Regions from separate parts of the Homo sapiens genome. Here region 2 is linked to region 1. A link is an interaction called in ENCODE POLR2A ChIA-PET data of the cell type or tissue named here. Cell type or tissue: MCF 10A. All regions are shown on one strand. Links, peaks and the distances in the headings refer to the core of each region. The heading gives the core; the rest is flanking DNA.

What was found. ChIA-PET counts read pairs that join two places held together with the same protein. Peaks named below come from ENCODE experiments on the same cell type or tissue, not always from the same donor. Only the 100,000 strongest peaks of a DNase experiment are listed, where the experiment ranks them.
Region 2: POLR2A ChIA-PET joins it to region 1 with 5 read pairs; 4 of 35 experiments call an interaction of 5 or more read pairs at or near these places.

The regions. Positions count from the first base shown.
Region 1 is chr15:98,665,971-98,674,512 of GRCh38, reverse strand. All of the region lies in intron 1 of IGF1R (insulin like growth factor 1 receptor), which reads right to left. Among named protein-coding and RNA genes, the nearest start is that of IRAIN, 19 kb to the right of the region's middle. RefSeq lists enhancers at 3,052-3,777, 4,506-5,231, 4,882-6,081. In MCF 10A, for the core only: no CTCF peak of the experiment used is centred there; a DNase peak (open chromatin) is centred at 5,422.
Region 2 is chr15:98,498,973-98,507,514 of GRCh38, reverse strand. It overlaps the pseudogene FAM169BP. Among named protein-coding and RNA genes, the nearest start is that of LINC02351, 82 kb to the right of the region's middle. In MCF 10A, for the core only: no CTCF peak of the experiment used is centred there; no DNase peak of the experiment used is centred there.

The DNA.
Region 1 (8,542 bases), core at 2,416-7,415:
GCTGAATCAATGATAAGAGCCCTCTGAACGCGCTCTGTAGACCTCATATAAAGGAGGCAATGGACTCTTCTGGAAAAGAAGTAACTGGAAGGACGAGGAAGCCTAGGGTGATGATATTGACGGTGATCTTGGAACTCTAAGGACCTCCATTTCTTTAATATACATTTATAGAACATTCACCATGTGCAGGTAGCAGGCATTCAAGAGTGAACACAGTTCCTGCTTTCATGGAGCTAACAGTTTCTCCTCCAAAATCTTATGTAAAGCCATCATGACCACTGTAGTTTTTGCCTTTTGGGTATGTCTAACCGTGATGTGATAACAAATCCTGTTTCAATGCAACAATCAGATTTCCTGTATAGTAGTATTTTAAAATATGTCTGAAACCCACTCTCTCAAAAAGCTGAGACTTTATCGCTATGACTTTTAAAGACACAGATTCTCTAGAACCTATAGATAGCATTAACATTTCAACTATTCAGAGGCCACCACTCATTCACTCTGCCAATGAAACTTGTCGAAGTCCTTAAGACAGCTTCTCTAGACAAGAGAAACATGGCTGTACATTTTTTCCAAATCTTTTTCAGACAAACTACAACCACAGTGGAAAGTTCACTGGATGAGGAGAAAAAGGAACAGGGAAAAAGATGCTGGCCTCAGACATGCAAAATACAAAATACAGCGCCTGGCACAGACCTGGTGCTTATCAGGTATTTGCACAATAACTATTTTGCAGAATGAACAGCACGCTTAAAAAAGCAGATGCCCATCTGCTCATTCAGAGCACCCAGCTCCCAAGAGCACTACACCATCAGCAGAAATTGGAAACATTCCTTCACCACCAAAGGTGAGGCCAGCAGTGTCTGTGACTGCAAAACATGTACCCAGCATGGGGGGATCCAGTGGTCACCGCCCCATTCAAGGCAAGCACAGGTGTTTTCAAAAATGATCTGTAAGGCTACTAAGAGTTAAAGGTGTTTCTGCCTTAAAAGCAAATGAAACAACTAAAAAGTCACTGCCCAGGGATTTGAGTCTTTTCTTTCCACTTCTATTATTGAGAGAGCCTCCAGAAGACTACAGCTAAGAGGGCTGTTATTTTCCTACTAGAAGAGCAGCTGAGGAAAGGTAAAACAGAGCGAGAATGATCATCTATTTACTGTACAACCGCTAGTCCGCCACTAAGAGAAGTATGCAAACAAGAGCCTCCAGAAGATGGCTATTCCACCAGTACATCAATTAACCAAATAGTGTAATGATACACACAATGTCACTGACATGCCAGTACATCAATCAGCTACAGAGTATAAAACCATGTGTGGTCCAAAAGGACCCTACAATAATCCCCAAGAATGCTACGTGGCACAGTAGCTCATGTCTATCAGCCCAACTACTTGGGAGGTTGAGGCAAGAGGATCACTTGAGCCCAGGAGTTCAAGGTTACAGTGAGCCATGATCACACCACTGCACTCCAGCCAGGATAATAAAGACCTCATTTTTTTAAAAAAAAGTAAAATAAAATAAAAAGATGCTCCCATGTGACAGTCTTACAATGCAGGCTAGTGTCTCCAAAGAAGACTTACTGAGCTACACAGAGGAAGCTGGACATTAGGAATCCCACCCAGAAACATTTGTTAACCCTTACGAAATCACTGATTAAGTTTCACCAGATTCACTGCTTCAACTTTCCAGGTACCCGTATTTAGGGGGGAAAAATCCATTCACCCCAAATGAAATGATTACTGGACCAAAATTAGTTAACCCAATCAGAACTACTTGAGTGGCCAAGCCATTATCATCCTATAAAGCTGGAAAGGTTTTTGTATTTCTCAAAATCTTATGACTCTCATCACAAATGAGACCGGAAGAAATACAACGTTTAGCATGGAAGCATTTGAACTGTAGGCACTTTTGCTAACCTACACTTTTTTTTTTTTTTTTTTTTTGAGATGGAGTCTTGCTCTGTCACTCAGGCTGGAGTGCAATGGCGCCATCTTGTCTCGCTGCAACCTCTGCCTCCCAGGTTCAAGTGATTCTCCCACCTCAGCCTCCCGAGTAGCTGGGACTACAGGCGCACACCACCACACGCGGCTAATTTTTGTATTGTATTTTTCGTAGAGACGGGGTTTCGCCGTGCTCGCCAGGCTGGTCTCAAACTCCCGACCACAGGTGATCCGCCCGCCTCGGCCTCCCAAAGTGCTGGGATTACAGGCGTGAGCCATGGCACCCAGCCTTATCTACATTTTATTTCATGAAAAGAGTTGTGGGAAAATGTGAAGGCTGCCAGTCCATCATTTTCTTGGTTACTTTGGATCCTTCTCCTTTGTTGCAAGAATCATAAATATTCCCAATTCTTTTACAGGCAAAAATGAAACGTGTGCCCAAATATGTCCTTTAAAAATAAACATTAAACATTATGAGGGAAACAACTGGCATTGTGGAAAATGTCTGTGCACCCTGGCTAAGCAACTCACTATTGCTTGGATTATATTAATATACACACCATAAAGCTAAGGAAGAACTTAAATTTGAGCCTCTGCATTTCTGTGCTGAGTAAGCTGTAGTTCTTTCGACTTATCGCCTTCATACTTGCCTGTCCAAACAAAAAGATCTCAAGAATTCCACTGAAATAGTCCAAACAAGAGCCTAAACTTACAAAGCTGTTTTTCAGAGCTCAATAGTACAACAACAGGAAGTAGAACTTCTGGGATGGGGATTTTGCTATTTATTTTTTCTTTCAATGGCCACTTTTAAGCAAAAGAGAAAAAAGTCTACAGGCATTACAAATCCTGGAAGCTATGAATCAGGAAGTGGGAAATGGCTGATCCTGAAATGGCCAGCCTGAAAATCCTGGCTCTTTTATGTAGTCAAGTCTCTGAAGCCAGGAATTTCAGAAATCTTAGGCATTTTGCATTATTTTCTGAATCTTAAAAGAGCTGAGACTTGAGAGAAAAGAGAAGGGCCAGGATAAATGAACCAATAAGGAAGCCCCCAGTCTCCAGCTCCATGCCCCTACCACCACACAAATCTTGCCCCTATAATTACAAGCTCAGTTGGGACATGCTCCTTACAAATGACGTTTGTTTACAATGCTGCTAAGGAGAGGGGGTGATAGCCCATGGTTTCTGCAGACAGAGCCTGCCCCAGGCTTCAGCTTTCTCATTCTTTCCCAATGTTGAATCTGGAATGGACTCGGGACCCTAAATATTTCACAACTCCAAACACCCTGCAGTTGATTAAAAACAATGGTCACTTTTGTTTTCAGGAAAGACTATACCTGATTTTTGCTAAGTCTAAGTAAAATGCAAAGACCCATGCAATGAACCTGCATGAATGCTTTCAGACATGCAGATTTGGAGGGGGACACTGCTCTCTTTTGAGCAAATGGAGATCCAGTAACAGAGCGGGGCTCACTCTGCAATGGCTGCATTTGCATCAACGTGAGACACCAAACAAATGCCCGCACACAGGAGTCTACTATGTGGATCGAGGGAAAAGAGGGCACCTTTATCCTTCCAAATATGACAACTCAATAGAAAACTTCTCATTCCAAAGTCCTAAGGGTCCCTACAACAGGAAGCTACTGGAGCTTGTGAAATATTTCCAGTTATTTTCTACAGAAATTAAACATATCAATTCTACCGGCAGGTCATGTGAGATGACAGGTTTAAAAATGTATGTTGATTGGGGGAGAAAAGCAAAGAAAAAAAATAGAAGAAAATAAAGTCATTTCCTGTGTCAGTTGTAATTTGGGAGGCTTTTTTCCAGTGCCCTTCTAAGTAAATCTGCCATAATCAAATGTAGTCAAATATAACTGCAATGTGCAAAAGCACAGTGATGACCTGAGAGGAAGGTGCCACTAAGAACCCCTGGGACCAGTCTTCTATCTCTTCCATCAGACATCCACTACTACCTCCCCAAAAAGGCTCAGGGTTATTTCATAAACACCAGTAGCCTCCCATGTATTTAACTTAGCACAAATAAGAGAACCAATATGTAAGGGATTTTTTTTGCTCTTAAGAACCAACCATTCCTCTTACCCCAGCCTTTACAGACCTGGAAAACCATCCCTGATTTGCCCCCAGCCTCATCCCCCACTACAACTTAAACAAACCTTCCTCTCCAGCCTTGCTTCCAGCCCCAAAATACATTTTTAAAGTTCTGATGCCAAGACCACCCCATCAAGTCTAGTATAATCCTTCTGATCATCTAAGTACCCTCCTCCAGGAGACCTCCAAGATCCCTCTGGGCAAAATGATCTCTTCCTCCAATTCCAGGGCTCTTTCCCAGTGTGCTCACTCCATCCTCACTCATAAAAGCATCTGGTTCCATTCCACAGCTGGGCACACCTTATCTTCTCAAGAGACAATGTAAGCTCTTTTTAAAACAGGGGCTGCATTTTACACACCTCACATACCTCCTGCAGGTCCCCGAACATCCAAACACTCCAAATTTGTCTCTGTCTCCAAATCCTACAAAACCAAATTCTCTCTACCCAGCTCAGCTCAGCATCCCTGGGGCCCCGATCTACCTCATCTGCCTCCTCTGCTCTAGAGTAAAAGCAACACCAGTCACCCCCACTCTGCCGCCCACTGTAGCCGAATCCAAGTGGCACTCTCAGCCCATGCTCTTATCAGTGCACTGGGGGCAGGCCTACCATCTACCAAGCACCAGAAATGCCCCTCCGAGCTTTGTGCAGCCCCCTTGCCAGGCAGACAGCCTCCAGGGCCAGGTTCGGCACGGGAAGCTAGAACACGGGGCTGACTGCACAGCCTGGGGCAGACACACCTCAGCTTCCACACCCACCTGACAAGGCTGCCCAGAGGATGGAGGGAAGTCAGTGTTTCACCCACTGCCCTAATGGGAAGACAGTGTTTCTCACCCACTGCTCAAGCCTGGAAGCAAAAGGTCCCAATGTTCCTACTCGATGACCCGCCCTGTCATGCCCTGTCCAGATATCTAACCCTCACCTTTCTCTGTCCATCAAGCAGTAAGAATTCATAGCAGCCAGCACATATGACCCTGAGGGCAACGTTCTAACAAAGCCAAAGAAAAGGTGGCACACTGGCCTTCAATTCAAAGCCCAGGGTGGCAAGAAAAGGGTCACTAGTTCCCTGAAAATAACTGGCATGCAAAATTCAAACAGGTAATTGGGGTGGAGTTCATGGAAAAGGGAAGAGAAAACCTCACATGGGTTTGTATACCCTTCATTTAAGCACACTGTCTTCAGGCAGCAGAGGTTTCAAGGTGCATGCTAAACACCCTTGCGCAGGTTTCAGAGAGCAGATAAAAGGGGCTAACCAGGCTCTCAGGAAGCCCAATCCGCACACGCACGGAGCCGAGCCAGTGGAAACCATAAGCCTGTCTCATCTGTCTCTAAACTGCTCACAGGATGAACAGGAAGGCTTGATCGATACTGATTTTACAGTCATAGGAGTGACTCATCACGAAATTCTACCCAGCTTAAAGCTCAGCTGTGAACAGAAACAAAACAACATAATGGCAGGGTCAGATTTAAAATAGTAAGTATGACTGGTAAACAGTTAATGCTCATAAACAATTAACAATCACCTTCCCAGCCTCCTGGATTTGCTGGGAGAGGAAAAAGTACTACTGAGGGCTCTGAAGCGGGCTGCAGCAGTAAGTCTGTCTTCTGTGGCAGCCCCTTCCAACTCACTGATGCTGGTGTCAGCTTTACAAAACAGACCCTGGAGGGTCACGAGGAGCTGCTTTTAATAGAATTCCACACATCTGATGGGTACGTGCTCACTGAGGAGGGGAGAGAGGAGGAATGTACTTACATGGAACAGAGTTTTCAGAGAGTGAAATTTAAGCTCTCCTGGAGTATAACTTCCTCTATGTAGCTCCTGCAGAGTTTAAAATAAGCAACTTATCTGTCCTAAAATGAGAGAAATGGGGTCATATAAAATTTCTCAATAATTGAGTTCCTCTCAAACTGCATTCACTTTAAGGAAAGCACTGGGGTGCTCAGAAGGTGCACTACACATTTCAGGCATTTGGTTACAGAGGCGAATGTGCTCAGCGCCATCCTGAAGACATGTACTTTCAAGTACTGGATTCCATGTAAATTTTAATGATCTGTAACCAACTCTCAGACCTGGCCAAGAACTTCCATAGAGAATCCTGGTCTGGAGATCCCTTCACTATGGCACACTGCTCCACTGTTCTGAACTGCATGACTGTGTCCCCTCCAATTCATATACTGAAGCCCCAACCCCCAGATACCTTCAGTGGTATCTGAAGGTGGGGCCTTAGGGAGGTAATCAGGTTTAGATGAGGTCCTGAGGGTAGAGCCCCCATAATGGCAACAATGCCCTTACATAAAGAGGAAGAGACCAGAGCCCCTTGCTCTCTCCACCCTGTGAGGACACATGACATTTGTCATCTGCAAGCCAAGAAATGGACCCTTAACAGAAACCAAATTTGGTCGGCACCTTGATCTCAGACTTCCAGCCTCCAGAACTGTGAGAAACATAAGTCTGTGGTTTTAGCCCTCAGTCTATAGTAACCTGTCACAGCAGTCTGAGCTAAGACATCCATACAGCCCCGTAAGAGAACCAACCCAGGGACGAGCAACACCTCTCATCATCTGACACCACCTCCTGCCTGACGACCAGGCAAAACAAGCACATACACAAACAAGCAAAAGGGGAGGATGAGAGTGGTCATTCGGGTTTGCTTTGGAGGTCCAGAGAAAATGCAAGTCCAACTTCCAGGCACAGACCAGTTGCCCGCAGCAGGCTTCCTCCCATTGGTCTCAGACCAAGGTGAGCCACTCCCCCGGGCGGGACAGAGAAAGCTCCTCTGGAAGCCAGACAAGCTCGGCCACCTCGAAGTCTTCTTTGGAATCCAGCAGGTCCAGGCCTGAGCCCTGGCGCCTGGTTAAACCAAAGGATGACAACCAAGCAGAAAAAAATAGCCCCAGAGAGTATCTGCTGGAGAGGCAGACAGGCGGACCTGGCCTTCGACACACAGCATGCGTGCCATGGTCTCTAGCAGCGCGTCCCTCCAAGCTTCCTGGCCTGTAAGGCGAAGCCTCTAGCCCTTTTCTACTTTTAGGATGCTCAGATTCTTGCCTGCAGAGGTCAATCCCTTTCTTTCAAGGGCTCCCCCCTCTGTAATGAGGCAGTCCATTTACAATAAAAAAAAAATTGAGCTGTCAAAACAAATGAAAAACTTCCAGTATAATCATAATCAGTGAGGGAATCAAACATCTAAACAAATCTCTCTTCTGGAAAAATAAGAAAATGAAAAAGCAATTACACGTCACATGGCTGATTAGCAATAAATTTCATTTGTGACTACGGTGGCATGAGTTTGACTCCTGACTTGCTTTCCTTGAAAGAAAAAAATTATCTGCAATACTGTCTCTTGATATAGAAAACAGACCCATTCCATCTGACTCAGCTCAAACCTGCGTTTTTTTTCAAGGCCTCTCCTGACCTCACAGTTCCCCCGCAGTGATCCCGTGGTACCTAGGACCGCCATGGACAAGGACTGGTCTCCTTGAATTTGTCTCCCCAACTATTCCACACATATACTCGCATAAACAATTGAGAAATAAGCTTTTTAAAATTGTGGTAAAATATACACAACAAAGAATTTAACATTTTAACCCTTGTTAAGTGTATAGTTCACTGACACTGATTCACAATGTTGCTCAACCACCGTAACCATCCACCTCTAGAACTTTTACATGTTCCCAAACTGAAACTCTGTACCCATTAAACACCAATTCCTCATTGCTCCCTCCCCCCAGCCTCTATTCACCGCCCCTCACCATTCTACTTTCCGTCTCTATGAATGTGACTACTCTACATAGCTCACGTAAGGGTAACAATTATGCACTGTTTGTCCTTTCATGACTGGCTTCTTTCACTTCGCAGAGTGTCTTCAAGGTTCACAGACATTGTAGCACATCATAGAATTTCCTTCCTTTTTAAGGCTCAATGATATTCCATTGTATGGATAGACCACATTTTGTTTATCCACCCGTCTATGGATGGACCCTTGAGTTGCTTTCACTTTTTGGCTATTTTGAATTATTTGCTGCCATGAACATGGGTGTACAAATATCTGTTCGAGCCCCTGCTTTCACTTCTTTTTGGGCATATACCCCAAAGTGGAATTGCTGGATCATATGGCAATTCTATGATGAATTTATTGAGGAAGCACCATATCATCTTCCTGTTAAAAAAAAAAAAGGCTGTGCCATTTTAACAGTCTCACCAGTAAGGCACAAGGGTTCCAACATCTCCACATCCTGGCCTATGCTTGCTATCATCTGGTGTTTTTGGTAATAGCCATACTAATGAGTATGAAGTACCAATTGTGGGTCTGACTTACATTTCACCAATGACTAGTGACTTTCAACATCTTTTCATGTGCCTATTTGCCTCAAGTAGTAAGTTTTAAATCAAAAGAATTAACCCCTCCTCCTAAGAGACCTCTCATCACAGAAAGCAAACAGTAGTATCCTTACCTACTAGCATTGTTAAATTGGTTAGTCTGGGCTCAAAACACT
Region 2 (8,542 bases), core at 2,229-7,228, 170 kb after region 1:
TGCAGTCAAATGCAGCTGTTTGGGAAATAAACAAAGGCAAGACCCTTGCCTTATACAACAACCCAAATAAACTCCAAACGGATTGAGGAATTACATGTAAAAAAACCAAATGAGATAAAATTAAAATCCACACCCATAATATAAAAATGAATACAAAATTTCTTTCTACTCATGATTTAAGTTTCTGGAAACCTCTGTGGCAACAGGAATTCACAACTGATTAGCTTCAGCATGTACAGACTAAAGAGTAAAGACCCGAAAATTAAAATTAAACCTATGATAGGAGAGGTATAGATAGATAGGCAGACAGGTAAGGATGATAAAATATTCATGGTAGATTTAGGTGGTGAGTGTGTGGGTGTCCACTGTAACAAATGTTTGAAAACTTTTGTCATCAAATGTTTTAGAAAAAGGAAAAAAAAATTATAATTGAGTAAAATGACAAAGATATGATGCCACAGTGCTGCAGAAGGTTTTGGAGTAAGGAGGCTCTTGGGTATTGCTGGAAGCAGTTGGGAGCCCTCCCTGGTTCTTGGCAGGGAAGTGGCAGTCTAGCCGGTACGGGGGTGTGAAACCAGATAAGTTATCCACCGCCCACTGCCCATTTCCTCAGGACCTCTGGCTCTGCCTCCTGGCGTCCAGACTCAGTGGTGGTGCCCGCGCTTGGCTCTCACAGAGGCTGGCTCTGTCCCCAGCACTAGGGGCTGTGGACCTGCAGCAACAGGCCCTCCCTGCTTGCTCTCAGCCCTTGGCTGCCTGGGGGGCATGCAGAAGGAGTGCTGAAAGGAAGCGGAGATTTCCAAAGAAGCCTGGTGATGTTATGGAGGATGGGGTGGGGACAGGGATCCTGGCTCTGTATCTTCAGTCCTTGGCAAAATGCCCTGCCCATGATTGGAAGGAAGGACATGCCAGTGAATCTTGGGGAGGCTGCTGGCAACCTCGGCAGAGATGCTGGGGGCTTGCCTGGCAGGGGGCACAGGTTGGAGACACATGGAGTGGATTGAAAGCAATGGTGAGGAAGGTTTCAGCGTGGCTAGGTGGTGGTACCAGCCATGCTCGGTTATCTAGGAGAAAAAGCACAGGGCAAGGTCAACCTGAGCTCCCATCTGAAGGGTCTGGGGAATAGCAAAAGCAGGGGGAAGTAAGATTCGGCAGCGGGAGGAGGAGTCTGGGCCTGGATCCTCCACCTGGGTGGGAACCTGTGCCGTAGGCGTGTCTGCGTTGTGGGGCATAGCACCTTGCAGTTATCACCTGTTGCTATTCCTAGCCCTGGTCATTGCCTGTGGTTGACCTTCTTTGGTAGATTATAACCTCTCTGAAGGGAGGGGTCCTGCCACTTAGATCTTCTGGGCTCTGTTGGGTTGCCAGCATCCCCAGAGGGTGTTTGTAAATATTAGTTAGGTCTCTCCATGGGGGAGATGTGGGATGGGGAGGCAGCTGGGCTAAGAAACAGAAATCAAGACACTGAGGGAGAAGGAAGGCTGAAGCAATAGTGTTTGCAGTTGTTGCCTTCCCTGATTAGAACATCTATCCCTCCAGCCAACTCCCAGGACGTTTTGTGACCAAGCATAGCACTAACCCTTCAAATGGCTGCTAATTGATTTACAGTTTTTGGTGATTGCACAGCATGTGCACCCGGAGAAAAACAAGCAGAGAATCAAAAAATGATGATTTTTTCCTGGAAAAGCATGCCCGTTATAGCCTACAGGGACAGCAGGGGCCAAGGCAAACATTCAGCTGAAACCAGAGCCTTGGTGTAGCCTGCCTTCCGCATGGCTGTCCTGGGCCGGGAGATTGCGACATGGTGGGGCTGTGGCCAGACCCTCTCTGGGCTGTGCCGGGGGCAGGTGGTGGTTGGGAGGGAACCTCAGGGAACTTCTTTGGGGCCAGGAGGTCCTGTCTGAGCTGCTCCTCTCTGCTGTGCAGGCTGCCCAGATTTTGGGGATGGGTCAGGGATGGAGGGCTGGAAGCGGGTGGGGATTGTGAATTTGGGACTCCTAGAAGGGGGCCCAGCTAGAGCAGCTCCTGGTCTCTGCTGGTGGGCCTTGAAGGGAGGGGCTGGGCCCTCTGGTGGGATGGATGGGTGCAGTGCAGTGCTGACTAGCAGGATGAGGGCAGTTTGTGTATATCTAGTGAAAAGAATGAAAAACAACTGGGGTGGTGGGAGATGGGGAGAGGCTCGCTGACCTAGTGAAGTCTGGGTTTTGGCGTGTGGAGCGGTGATTGCAATTTTTCTGGCTTTGAAGTGTGATGGCCCCGCAGACTCATGAACACGAAGGATGCAGAGTGGAGATTTCCCGGAGCCTGCTTCAGGGACCACCTGGTTAGGAGGCACCCTGTAAATATGCCTGCCATGAGCATGTGGACATAGCGTCTTTATATTTTAGTCTGTGCTTTCTTTCTGGATCATGCAAAGGGAAACGTCAGTCCGAGGCAGGTCAAATCCCACCCTCCACATTGGCAGAACCCTGCTGAAGTAGGTTTGACAGTTTGAGGGAAAAGAGCTCTGGCCAGAAACTCAGGCTTTATTTAAATACCTGCGTCTCTGGGCAGCTGAGGTGCCCATGTGGCCACGGATGTTTGGCCAGTGTTAGGTGGCCCCCAGGTTGAGTAGTGACCCAAGCCACTTCTCATACAACCTAAAGGAGCCCCGTGCTAGGAACAGAGAGATTTGTTTTCGTTGGGCCCTAAAAGGTGCCAGTTGAAGGGCTGGCTACTCACAAGGACAGCGAAATGTTTTGGAAGTGCATGTTGGCTAGAGTTTGGGATTTCCCTCTTTATGGCACTTACTGTGAGCTGGATTTAAATATAGGGGAAAACAGCATCCCACTTTCTTACCAAGGGACTAATGGTATTTGGAAGACAGGGACGCTCCATGGAAAATATTTCGAGTGTCAAGGACGGAGCCTTGGGCTTGGTGTGGTGGGGGTGGGTTGCTTCTGGGAGGCACCTTGAAGGTTTTACCACCGCATTTGGGGAGCTGTCTGCATCTCTTTTTGCTTCCCCCAAACCCGAGAAACGTGCCAAGCCTGCCTTGGTCCGGCTGGTGATTTTAAGACTCCTTTCCTAGATGTACAGCTTTAGCGTGGGTTTCTTTTTGTCCCCAAAACCTTGCAGTTCAGCTGTACCTCTGGATCCAGGCACCCCACCTCGCTCCATCTTCCTCTGGTTAAAATCTAGACTCATGAAAACAAAATTGCTTAAGGCAAGAAAGGCCTGAGAAACAGAGGGAGGCTGATGCAAATCTACTGCAAACCAGATGTTTCCTTCTCTGTGGCAAAGAGGCGCTGAAGTTCATGGGGCATCTGGGGAAGTGTTTGTCTTTAAGGAAGACATCTGTATGGAAGTGGTAGCCTGAGTAATGCGATGTGACAGTTGCTGTGTCGACTCGCGTATTTTCCCCTCCCCTTATATTATTGGCCAGTTCAATGTTGCACAAAAGTCGTGCAATGCCTTGGAATGTGTTTATGTGCTGTCCTCTGCCAGAACTTTTCAGCATTTTTTTTTCCTACGTGTGTTTTGCTTTTGAGAAGATGGCCTGTCACTTTGGTTTAACTGTGTTCTTTTTTTATGGAACTACATATTTCTTGGATTTGTAACGGGGCAGTGGCGACTTAGACTCCAGGAGAGTAATGGATGGGGGAGCAAAAAGGGGCAGGAAGGGGCACTTGAAGCCCCTTCCAGACCAGGGGTCAGACATGACCAATTTGCAGGTAGTTTGAGGAGATAATATGTGTGCGAGTGGAATGGGTCCCTCCTTGGTGTCTGTGATGGCATGGGACATGGATCCTTCTTCTCTCTCTCTTCTCAGCTCCCGGCTATGTATCCAGCTGCCTGCTGGCCAGGCTCACTTTGCCATCTCTATCAGGCATTTGGAAACTGCAGCCCGCACTTTCCTCCTCTTCCTCCTCTTTGCTTCCTCCTAGTTAAGGCACCTGCAACCTTCTGCTGAAGCTTGAGGGCTGGCTGCCCTCACTGCTACCTTCTTCTTTTTTTTTTTTTTTGAGATGGAGTTTTGCTCTTGTTGCCCAGGCTGGAGTGCAGTGGTGCGATCTCGGCTCACCACAACCTCTGCCTCCTGGGTTCAAGCGATTCTCCTGTCTCAGCCTTCCCAAGTAGCTGGGATTACAGGCATGCGCCACCACGCCTGGCTAATTTTGTATTTTTAGTAGAGATGGGGTTTCTCCATGTTGGCCAGGCTGGTCTTGAACTCCTGACCTCAGGTGATCCACCCGCCCCTGCCTCCCAAAGTGCTGGCATTACAGGCGTGAGCCACCGTGCCTGGCTGCTACCGCCTTCTTTCTGCTGCAGACGAGTCTACTCCCAGCCTGTATCTCTTCCCCAGTACCTCCGTCCCAGTCAGCATGATTGCTGCAGCCCGTCTCTCCTCTCCTGGCTGCATCCCCACGGCTTCCCATTGTTTTCTCTCCCTCCATCCTCACCCCCATCCTAATCCAGTCTCCACCCTCAGTCAGTGTGAACCTTTTTTTTCTTTTTTCCCTTTTAAGACTTTATCTTTTTAGACCCGTTTCAGGGTCACAGCTTTAGGTTTCACAGTTTCAGGCTCAAGAAGGTACAGAGATTTCCTATATGCCCCCTTCCCCGACACGTGCAGAGCCTCCCCTGTGGTCAGCATCTCCCATCAGACTGGGACATTTGTTGCAATTGATGAACCTACATTGCCACATCATTATCACCCAGAGCTCATCGTTTACATTAGGGTTCACTCTTGGTATTGTATGTTCTACAGGTTTGGGCAAATGAATAATGACATGTATCCACCATTATAGTATTACACAGGCATGAGGCATTCACCCTGTTAAGGTCTTCCCTGGCTGGCCTCTCCTTTCTCAGCACAGTGCCTTGGTTTGTCCTCTCCTCATCTAGCCCTTTCCTTTCTCTTTCTGCTGGCCTCTGCCTGGGTCTGGCCCAGCTCTGCCCTCTTGTCTTTTGTCCATTCTTCATTTGGGGCATACTGCTTAGAACAGGGGCTTTGGAGTCAGTGAGACCCACCCGGGTTCACATCCAATTCCAGTGCTGCTATTTCTAGGTACACAACCTTGGACAGGTTTCTTTTTCTTTTCTTTTCTTTTTTTTTTTTTTTGAGGTGGAGTCTTGCTCTGTTGCCCAGGCTGGAGTGCAGTGGCACAGTCTCGGCTCACTGTAACCTCCGCCTCCCAGGTTCAAGTGATTCTCATGCCTCAGCCACCCGAGTAGCTGGAATTACAGGCGCTCGCCACCATGCCTGGCTAATTTTTGTATTGTTAGTAGAGATGGGGTTTCACCATGTTGGTCAGGCTGGTTTCAAACTCCTGACCTCAAGTGATCCGCCTGCCTCGGCCTCCCAGAGTGCTGGGATTACAGGCGTGAGCCACCATGCCCAGCCCTTGAGCAGGTTTCTTAACCTTCTGAGCCTCACCTGGAAAATGGAATTAGCTATAGTAACCAGTCAATGAGATACTGGAGAACTTGGTGTGATGTCAGCAAGATAGCTGACTAAAAGCCCCTAGTGCTTGACCCCCTACAAAGACAGCCAGAACAACAAACAACCACCTGTTAATGAAAATAACTGAGAGAGAGAGTGCCAAAGTGTATCAGAGGTTTAAGAGAAACCCTGGTGAGCACAGAAACTCGGGATGGCCACATAGAGAATGGAACAATGGGCCTCCGCCACTTCATCTCCCAACTGGGATAATCTGGGAACCAGGAGGAGCTTTTTCCTATGGTGGGGAAGTAAGCAAGGGGATCCCAGAAAACCCCATTACCACCTTGGACCTCACCGCATCACACCTACAGACATCACTGCTGGGGTCTCCTGCAGCCCTCACAGGCACTAAGCCCCACTGAAGGGTCTGCCTGGAGTCTACACAGCTATGCTCCTGCCAGGGTAGGAGCCAATATTGTGCCCTGCCCCTATGCCTTGCATGGCTACTGCATTCTCTTATTTTGGAATTGGAAAGATGGCTTGGGTATGTCTGGCTCTGGGGTTGAGTGGCCACAGCTTCCCTTCATCTCTGAGGTTAAGCTGCCACAGAACCACCCCAGCCTGATGGCCTGATATCCCCAAGCGAAGTTGCCAGCAGGTGTTACACCCATCCCCATGGGGCCAAGGAGAGGTGAAGTGGCTCCACCTACCACCAGCTCTACCTCCTTGGGCTGGAGCTTGAGCAGTACCCTGCTTCCTGGGAAAATAGTACCTTGGCTGCCCAGAGCAGCCATGCCTACAAGTGCCTAATTTGAAGCAGCACCCTACATCAGGAAATGATATCTTTGTTATCCAGAGTGGTCACACATCCTATACCTAAGCTGAGGTGATGCCCTGCATCCCAGGGAAACGGTGCCTCGGCACCCAGAACAGTCATACCCCCCAGACCTAAGCTGAAGTGGTACATTGCCCTGTGGAGAATTAGAGCTTTTGCTGAGCTGAGCAGCTCCACATCCCAGGGCTGAGCTGATGTAGTATCCCATGTCCCAGGGAAACAGAGCAGTGACTGATCTCAGACACCCTTTTCTACTGGCCAAATAACTCCAGAATCCTGCTTTCCTGAAGCTGAACTAGATTCCTAGAGTCTGAGCTGCTGAGATAGCCTTCTCCTTGCGGAGTGGAGTTACAGCTTTGCTGCCTCCTTGCCTCCCCAATCTCCCAGGGCCCAAAGGACAGCTGTGTTCCACCATTCTGGGGTACTTGTTACTCCCGCACCTGGTCTCATAAAGTCTGGAATACTGGTGAGCCCCACCCTCCCAGTGTCTAGAGTCACTACTGCATGGTGCCTTATCCTGTGGGACCCAAGTTGCCACTGAACCCTGTTGGTTGGCTCAGGCTCCCAAATTGCAGCTGTACCTTGCTCCCCAGGCCCAAACCTTAGAGCACCTCTTCTTCCCTGGAGTTGGGCCAGTTCTGTGCCCTAACTCCTGTGGGTAGAATCACAGCTACAATGCAACCTTGTGGGCCAGAGCTGCTAGAAGATGCCTCAGACTCACAGATCCTGGCTTTGTGGGCAACCTTCAGCCAACCCTGCCACAGAAAGTGAACCTGTACCCCAAGACCCGAGTACCAAAATAGGTTCGTGAGACCCTGAGCCTAGGATGTTGGCTCCACAGTTGCTTTAAGCACCTGAATCTGGAACCTAGCACCACTGAAGCTACTTGTAGGTCACGTCAGACCTGACATCAGGAGGGATCCCCTTGGCTGAGTCTCCACACTGTAGGGAAGATGAGCCTAGGAGGACCCCCAAATCCCTTGACACTGAGGACATTAGCAACCTACTCCACTGCTGCTGCCGCCACAGACTTCTACAGCCTGGGCCACTGTGGCACCCACAGTTACTCCTGATGTTGTGCACAAATAAAGAACCTTCATGGAGGCTATAATATTGTGCCTATCTGGAAAGAGTCACGACACCCTTCCCAACTGGTGCATTAAAATGCAACTGCAAGTGAAAGTCTTTGTCTACAAAATCTACTCTAGAAAGCTTGAAAGAGGTGATTCTTCCATCAGAAGCATACTGACATTGACATAGGAACATAAGACATGTGAAAAAGCAAGGAAATTTGATATCACCAAAGGAACACAATAACTCTATAGTAACAGACACCAATGAAACGGAAAGTAATGAGTTACCAGAAAGGGAATTTAAAATAATGATCTTAAGGAAACTAAAAAAGATAAAATAAAATACAATATAACTCAACAAAATAAGGAAAACAATTCACAATATGAATGAGAAATTCAACAGAGATAGGAATCATTAAAAAGGACCAAACATAAATATTACCACTGAAGAATTTAGTGAATGAAATAAAAAATATGATAGAGAGCTTCAACAGCAGCCTTGATCAAGCAGAAGAAGAAATCTCTGAACTTGAAGATAAGTCATTTGAAATTATTCAGTCAGAGGAAAAAAAGGATATAAGAAGGAAAAAGAGTGATGAAATCCTACAAGACTTATGACACATAAGTAAGGAAGCAAATATTCGTATTATGAGAATTCTGGGAAAAGAGAAGGGAAAAGGCATAGAAAACCTAAAGTTCCCAAGTCTGAGGAGAGATATGGACATCCAGATTTAGAAAGCACAAAGATCCTCAAATAGATTCAGCCATAAAAGTCCCTCCCTGAGGCATATTATAGTCAGATTATCAAAAGTCAAAGACAAAGAGATAATTCCAAAAACAGCAAGAGAAAAGCGTCAAGTCATATGTGATGGAATTCTCATTAGGCTAACAGCAGATTTCTCCACAGAAACCTTATAGGCCAGGAGAGAATGGAATAATGTATTCAAAATGCCAAAAGAAAAAAATTGCCATCAAGAATACTTCAGAAATAAGGGAGAAATAAAGTCTTTTCCAGACAAGCAAAAAGTGAGTCTTTCCCAGACAAGAAAAACTTTGTAATGTCACCACTAGATTGATGTTACAAAACAGGCTCAAGGAGTCCTATATCTGGAGGCAAAAATATGATAATCACTATCATGAAAACACACAAAAATAAACTCACTGGGAGAACAGATTCACAAAAGAGAAAGGCAAAAGAATAAAATCTTA